Regions from separate parts of the Homo sapiens genome. Here region 1 is linked to region 2. The links are chromatin contacts, found by Hi-C or POLR2A ChIA-PET in ENCODE. All regions are on one chromosome and are shown on one strand. Each heading gives the region's core, a stretch centred on a gene start or an enhancer-like site at or near the end of the contact. The rest is flanking DNA. Distances are from core to core; before and after follow the strand shown.

Region 1 (3,537 bases), core at 374-2,873, 750 kb before region 2:
TAATGAGCCTCTTTGAGAATCTGATGAAAGCTGGAGACATCTACCACACGCATACATTTTTGCGATTTTAAAGACCCCCCCCTGAACTCCTACTCATACCTCAAGACCCAGCCCAAAGGTGACTCCTCCTGAGAAGGTGTGCTTTTCTGGAATCCCATAGCACTTGATACAGACCTCTACCTATCTAGCCTGATGCCTTTTTAACGTTCACGTGCCAATTTCAGTCACTTCGGGTGGAGTACCTCCAGGGCATACGCATCTTTTCTGCCCTCCCCGTGTTGAGCTTTGTGTTGAAGGCATAAATGAATGAATCCGTGAAAAAATGGGGTTGACCCAAGGTAAGAGTCTAGTCACTAGGTGTTCTCCACTGATCACTGATTCTTCCCATTTAGAACTATTCAGTCAACCAGGCGCGGTGGCTCACGCCTGTAATCCCAGCACTTTGGGAGGCTGAGGCGGGCAGATCACGAGATCAGGAGTTCAAGACCAGCGTGGCCAATATGGTGAAACGCCCGCCTCTACTAAAAATATAAATTAGCCGGCGTGGTGGCGCGCGCCTGTAATCCCAGCTACTCGGGAGGCTGAGGCAGGAGAATCACTTGAACCCAGGAGGCAGAGGTTGTAGTGAGCCGAGATCGCGCCACTGCATTCCGGCCTGGGCGACAGAGCGAGACTCCGTCTCAAAAACAAACAAACAAACAAACAAAACCAACTATCCAGTCTTCTCCTGAGAAAACCTGAACTTGAAAGACACACACACACACACAGACACACACACCACCACCACCAGCACCACCAGCACCAGCACCACCACCACCGAAAGACACACACACACACACACACCACCACCAGCACCACCACCAGCACCACCACCAGCACCACCACCACCAGCACCACCACCAGCACCAGCACCACCACCACCAGCACCAGCACCACCAGCAGCAGCAGCAGCAGCAGCACCACCACCACCACCACCACCACCACCACCACCACCACCACCACCACCACCACCACCACCACCACCACCACCACCACCACCACCACCACCCGCGAACTCTCCAGCCTTCAAACGGAAGCGGGAATGCTGGGGCTCGACCTCTTTGGACCTCCGTTTCCCTGGCCGCGGCCTTACCTGCCGATGACGTCCTTAGGGTCGTACTTCTGGTAAAACTCTTTGGCGGCGGCCCAGTCGGGCAGCTCATCCTCCGGCCCCACGTCCAGCGTCATCCTGAAGGAGGCGGGGGCCTGCGCGGAGGAGGAGGGCAGTGAGGGCAGGGAGGCCCACAGGCTCTGAGACGACCCGCATGGCGGCTCCCGGGGGCGCAGCCCTTGCAGCTGGGGCGCCAGGGTCCTGGGGGGTGGGGGGGGGTGGGGGAAGGACCCGGACTGGGGAGACCCCGCAGAAGAGCCTGGGGGCGGGAGGATGGCAGGGCAGGGAGGGGAGTGGGGAGATGTGCCCAGGAGGCAGGGGGAAGGGGCGCAAGGGCAGGCGGCTGTTGCCGCGCAGGCGCATTCGGGCGGGCGCAGGAAGGGGACGGGGGTCTAGCGCAGGCTCACCTGAGGGGGCAGGCAGAGGAGCCAGGGTCGACGCGAGCTGCGCTGTCGCCGGGTTTGCCTGCAGTCGCTCACCTTAACCCCCGGCGGCGGGCGACAACCCAAGGCTCCGCCTCCATCCTGCCCGCCAATGGTCAGCGCCGCCCGAAGACTGAGGCTCAGAAGCCCTTCCAATTGGAAACCGGCCGCCCAATTGGGGCTGGGGCGTGAGTCGGCGCTCGGCTGGACCTAAGGCTGCAACGCGACGCCGGGGCGCGGCTTCAGACGCGGCCAATCACCGAGTGGCATCTGCGGGACAGCAGAGGGCGGAGCTTGTTGTCACGTGGGCTTGGAGGCCTGGAATGGGACCCGGAAGTTGGGTTTACTGGGAAACGTGATCTCTGGGTGGCGGGGAAGCAGGACCTTCCCGCGCCTCTAGTTCCCAGACTTGAGCAGGGTTCCCTCGGTCTCCTCCAAGCATCCCTAACTGAATTCAGCATTTTCTCTTTTTTCAGACAGGGTCTCGCTCTGTAGCCCACGCTGAGGCTGCAGTGTAGTGGCGCGATCATAGCTCACTGCAGCCTTGAACTTCGGGGCTCAAGCGATCCTCCCGCCTCAGCCTCCCAAAATGCTGGGATTACAGGCTTGAGCCACAACGCCCAGCAAGCTCTTTTCAATATTAGCAGCCTGGCCCAAAGCGCCTGTCCTGAGTACACTCCAGCCCTTAAAACATTTGGACACACGCAGCTTGGACTCCAGCTTGGCCTCTTAGTTCGGACTTAAAATGCCAGAGGAAGCCTTTTCTGTGTCCGCTTCAACTCCTCCTAAATACATCCAAAGCCCTAGCGTTTACTATCTGGGATTTACACACTTTCTCAATCTTCCACCCTCTCCCAAAAGCCTTGTATCACACTCTGTTCTAAACCCACCAGGTTGTTAGATTCTGCCAGGAGTGACTCAGTGCATAGCTCAAACCTGGCATTCACTAACAAATTTTTATGACCGTCTAAGACCTAGGAACTAGACTGAGAGCAATGAAACAACACACACACCCCTACCCTGTGGAGGTTATGTTCCAGCCAAAGAGGAAAAGAATTAACTTATCTCCCTACAGCTATCTTAGAAATGACACTTTGGGATTACAATTATGAGGGAAGAAAAATGAATTCAGGTAACTTTTTATAGAGTACTATGACTCTATACCATCAATCTAAAGGCAAAATTGCAAAAAATCTTGAACTTTACTTAGATTTGTTGTTTGGTAATATAACAGGATAATAATTCTGAAGCTGAGTAATCAATATATTGATGTGACTGGAAGCCAAGGTTCTTAACTGTGGGAATCTGGAATCTGGAATCTGGAATGGGGAAAGTGGAGAAAGAACCCTATGATTGACTGGAATTTTTAAAAAGATTTTTAAAAGATGTAAAGTAGATAACATTAACTATTTACTGGCTCTTACCTCTGCTTTCAGAATGCCCTAAGCAGTAACTTCCCAGTAGAACGCCTAGTGTCTAGATGCTGATTTCTCAATAACAGTACCCAATAAAAGGAACTAAGTCTTTTCAGGAGAAATGGCCAATTTCTAGGCTTCAGCAGGGAAAGTACAAGGTGAGTCTGGAGTGATTTGTGCCAGACATTACTAATGAGCGGGGCTTATCACAAGGACACAGGAACCAGATTGAAAGGGTTTCCATAGGTCAATATCGGGGATAAAAATAATAATGAAGAGCATGAGGGAACTTGCTGATGTGCTGCAAATGTTATATTCCTATAGGTGGTGAGTGACTGACTACACAGGTTTATTTACGTTAAAACATTCGTCGGCTAGGCACGGTTAACTCACGCGTGTAATACCAGCACTTTGGGAGGCTGAGGTGGGTGGATCACAAGGTCAGGTCGAGACCAGCCTGACCAAATGGTGAAATCCCATTTCTACTAAAAATACAAAAATTAGCCGGGCGTGGTGGCACACGCCTGTAATCCTAGCTACTCAGGAGGCT
Region 2 (4,018 bases), core at 319-2,818:
CTGCTGCCTGCTTGTGTGGTCTGCAAGCTAAGAAGGGCGTTTTTTTTTTTTTTTGAGACGGAGTCTCGCCCTGTCACCCAGGCTGGAATGCAGTGGCAGCGATCTCGGCTCACTGCAACCTCTGCCTCCAGGGTTCAAATGATTCTCCTGCCTCAGCCTCCCCAGTAGCTGGGATTACAGGTGCACGCCACCACACCCGACTAATTTTTGTATCTTTAGTAGAGACGAGGTTTCACCATGTTGGTCAGGCTGGTCTTGAACTCCCGACCTTGTGATCCGCCCACCTCGGCCTCCCAAAGTGTTGGGATTACAGGCGTGGGCCACTGCACCTGGCCAAGAATGGCTTTTAAGCTTTTAAACGGTTGGAAAAAAAAAAAACTAAAGAAAAATTTTTCATATGGAAAAATATGAAATTCAAATTTCAGTGCCTATAAAGTTTTATAGAAACATAGCCATACTCATGTATTTGCCTATGGGGTACGGCTGCTACTACAATGGCAGAGTTCAGTAGGTGCTTCAAAGATTGTATGTTGCAAAAAGCTTACTTACCATCTGGCCCTTTGCAGAAACAATTCATCAACCCCTGTTCTACTATAATCATTACCGCATAACTGTTTTCATTACCTTCAAGTCCTTCCTATGACCTAAAATTCTAGTCTATTGTCTTCATTTACTTATTCTTCCCAACTAGAATATAAATTACAAGAGGCCAAGGGCTTTGCCTATCTCTGCCTCTGCTGTATCCCCTGTGCCAAGCACAGTGCCTGAAACACAATAGGTGCTCAGTAAGTGCCTGAATGAAAGAACGGTGGAGGTGGAAGGCAAGCAACTAGGCTTAAGGACCACTGGGGGCTGCATCAGCCACCACTGCCTAAAAGGCGGGGGCCCAGGAAGCTTGCTAAGTACCAGGAACCATGCTCTCCACCAATTTTTGAAGACCTTGCTCACCCGAAGAGTCTTCATCCACGTTCTCGTACTGCAGAAGTCGGTCTAGGAGGAAACTGAGGGGAGGGAAGGAGACACGGACAGTGATTTTCCAGCGCAGCAATGTCCTCCTGGGTACCTGTCCCTCCCAGCTGGCCCATCGGATACTTGAAAGAGCCCATGCACTTGTGGCCCTACTCGGGGATGGGGTCCGAATGTAGATTTCCTAGGAAGCACATCGCCCTCCGCCCCTGCAACGTGCCTCACCTCTTGTCCCGGGACACCTTCAGTAATTTCCTTTGCGCTTTCCTCAGCTCCTCCTGGAAGCACTCGTGCTCCTGTATCACGGGCAAGGGGTGCGCTGGGCCAACGGTCCTCCGTGAAGGGCCCCGGAACCAGCGGCCGCTCGCCCCACCCACTTTACACCTGGGTAAACTGAGATCTTGTCCGCGCCAGGCCTCATCCCCCACAGCCTTCCCGCGGCAGCACTCACGTAGATGAGGAACTTGAGCTTCCGCTTCAGATTCCGGTATTTTTTTTTGTAGTCCACTTCGCCGTCCGCCGGCCCGTTCATGACCGGCCCGGGAGTGGCGCCCAGAGTCTGCCCTCCCGCTACCCCAAGCAGTGGCTGCCGTGCCGCTCCCGCCTCCACTTCCGGAGACGCTGCAAGGCTGTGCCGTCAGGACTACAACTCCCGGCGTACCCCGCGCTCAGGGGCGTCACCGCACGGGCCGACCTCCCGGGGGACACTGGGACAGGAGCGCGGCAGCCACTGCGCTGGGGATGGCGTAGCAGCGACGCGGTGACGCCACAAAAATGGCGGACGCTGGAAAGCGCCGTTCCTGACTCTAATGTACTTAGACACTTGAAGCCACAAAAGGATTTATCCCCGAGGTTCCTCATCTGCTCGCGAGGATGCCTTTTCTCTTCTGCCTTGCGAAATAACAGCAGCCTAGCTGTTGCCCGTGACCAGTGAGAAAGGCAGCGTCGCGGGCTGATTAGGTTTCACCCAAAGGGTGCCGGCGCCGAATTGGTTTCTAACGAGAACTTTTAAAATGATCCGTTCCAAAAAAGGGTAGGAGCCGCGAGACCCTCCAACTGCCCAGAGAAAACAAGTCTCGTCTGGCAAAGTTCTCGGCCCACGCGGTCCGCGGCCAAGGGCCAACGGTCCCTCGCCCCACGTTGCCGCAGCACTGCGCGTGCGCGAGCCGCTGTCAAACGCGCTGACGGAGGCCGAGAAGAAAAAAAGGCGGGAGCCGTCAATCCCGGGTTGAGCAAAATGGCGCGGGAGAAGGAGATGCAGGAGTTCACCCGTAGCTTCTTCCGAGGCCGCCCGGACCTCAGGTGCCCAGGGGGTTGGAGATGGGGTTGGAAAGGGCGCGGGTGGGTCGGGACTCCGTCCTGACACCATGTCCCTGCAGCACGCTTACGCATTCCATCGTGCGGCGGAGGTACTTAGCTCACTCGGGCCGCAGCCACCTGGAGCCCGAGGAGAAGCAGGCACTGAAGCGGCTGGTGGAGGAGGAGCTGCTGAAGATGCAGGTGTGCCGGGCCGGAGCCTGGGCCGCGGGAGGCGGAGGCGGGGCTTGCTGCTGAGGAGGAGGGGCCTGACGGGGCGCGGTGAGCGCAGCCTTGGTGCATAGTTTGCCCTCTTGGCGCACACACAGGTGGATGAAGCCGCTTCCAGGGAAGACAAACTGGACCTTACCAAGAAGGGCAAGAGGCCTCCCACCCCTTGTAGCGACCCGGAGAGAAAAAGGTTCCGCTTCAATTCAGAGTCGGGTTAGTGCTTCCTCCCTGCTGTGGGGGCCTTCTGCATCGTTGGTTCACTCAAGAAGCATTCACTGCGCATCTCTTATGTCCCCAGGCGTTAGATGAGGGAGCAAGGCTAGTGAGTCAGGAACCGGGAACAGCAAGTACAGATAGCTGTTTCCTGCTGCCCCTCCAACTGTCAGGGCAGGGCTCGAGGCAACCTATCCGAAGTGAAGGGAGAAGGGACAGGAGGAGCCTGTCTCAACCCTCTCTCCTCTCCATATTCCAGAGTCCGGCTCTGAAGCCTCCAGCCCAGACTACTTTGGACCCCCAGCAAAGAATGGGGTGGCAGCAGAAGTCAGCCCAGCCAAAGAGGAGAATCCAAGGCGAGCCTCAAAGGCAGTTGAGGAGAGCAGTGATGAGGAACGGCAGAGGGACCTGCCCGCACAGAGGGGAGAGGAGAGCAGTGAGGAGGAGGAAAAGGGGTACAAGGGGAAGACTAGGAAGAAACCTGTGGTAAAGAAGCAGGCACCAGGCAAGGCCTCAGTCAGTAGGAAGCAGGCCAGGGAAGAAAGTGAGGAGAGCGAGGCAGAACCCGTTCAGAGGACAGCAAAGAAGGTGGAGGGAAATAAAGGAACTAAAAGCCTGAAGGAAAGTGAACAGGAGAGTGAAGAGGAGATCCTAGCCCAGAAGAAAGAGCAGAGAGAGGAGGAAGTGGAGGAGGAAGAGAAAGAAGAGGATGAGGAAAAGGGGGATTGGAAACCCAGAACCAGGAGCAATGGCCGGAGAAAGTCAGCTAGGGAGGAGAGGAGCTGTAAGCAGAAAAGCCAGGCAAAGAGGCTCTTGGGAGACTCAGACAGCGAGGAAGAGCAGAAAGAGGCAGCCAGCAGTGGGGATGACAGTGGGAGAGATAGAGAACCCCCAGTGCAGAGGAAGAGTGAGGACAGGACCCAGCTTAAGGGTGGGAAGAGGTTGAGTGGAAGCAGCGAGGACGAGGAAGACAGTGGGAAGGGGGAACCCACAGCTAAAGGCTCTAGAAAGATGGCCAGACTGGGCAGCACCAGTGGTGAGGAAAGTGACTTGGAGAGGGAGGTAAGTGACAGCGAGGCAGGGGGAGGCCCCCAGGGGGAGAGGAAGAACCGCTCTTCCAAGAAGAGCTCCAGGAAAGGCAGGACACGAAGCTCCTCTTCCTCCTCAGATGGAAGTCCAGAGGCCAAAGGAGGGAAGGTGAGGGTGAGGAGGGGTGGGAGGCCACTATTAGGGAAGAGGGAGACCCTGCCTCAGGCCCAGCAGGCTTGGCCTTCAGCTGCTCTTTCCTTGCTAGGCTGGCTCAGGTCGCCGT

Evidence for each region. A loop is a pair of places that touch in the nucleus more often than their neighbours do. ChIA-PET counts read pairs that join two places held with the same protein, here RNA polymerase II (POLR2A). Pooled maps may share reads with other maps.
Region 1: a pooled map shows a loop between it and region 2 (6-fold over the local background). The contact joins the promoter of PHKG2 here to the promoter of INO80E in region 2. A Hi-C loop is called at or near these places in 1 of 168 maps with a recorded cell type or tissue (CD14-positive monocyte) and 5 of 50 pooled maps. POLR2A ChIA-PET finds 5 or more read pairs at or near these places in 1 of 52 experiments (activated B cell).

Annotation. Positions count from the first base shown.
Region 1 is chr16:30,746,511-30,750,047 of GRCh38, reverse strand. PHKG2 (phosphorylase kinase catalytic subunit gamma 2) reads right to left here and starts at 1,623. Exons shown (of 10, transcript NM_000294.3): 1 at 1,558-1,623; 2 at 1,133-1,245. The coding sequence starts at 1,227. RefSeq lists silencers at 1,397-1,536, 1,577-1,876.
Region 2 is chr16:29,993,791-29,997,808 of GRCh38, reverse strand. INO80E (INO80 complex subunit E) reads right to left here and starts at 1,568. Exons shown (of 7, transcript NM_173618.3): 1 at 1,418-1,568; 2 at 1,192-1,262; 3 at 949-1,001. The coding sequence starts at 1,498. It overlaps HIRIP3 (HIRA interacting protein 3), which reads left to right and starts at 2,192. Exons shown (of 7, transcript NM_003609.5): 1 at 2,192-2,268; 2 at 2,346-2,466; 3 at 2,592-2,706; 4 at 2,966-3,903; 5 at 4,001-4,018. The coding sequence starts at 2,204. RefSeq lists enhancers at 1,485-1,614, 1,675-1,844, 3,701-4,018.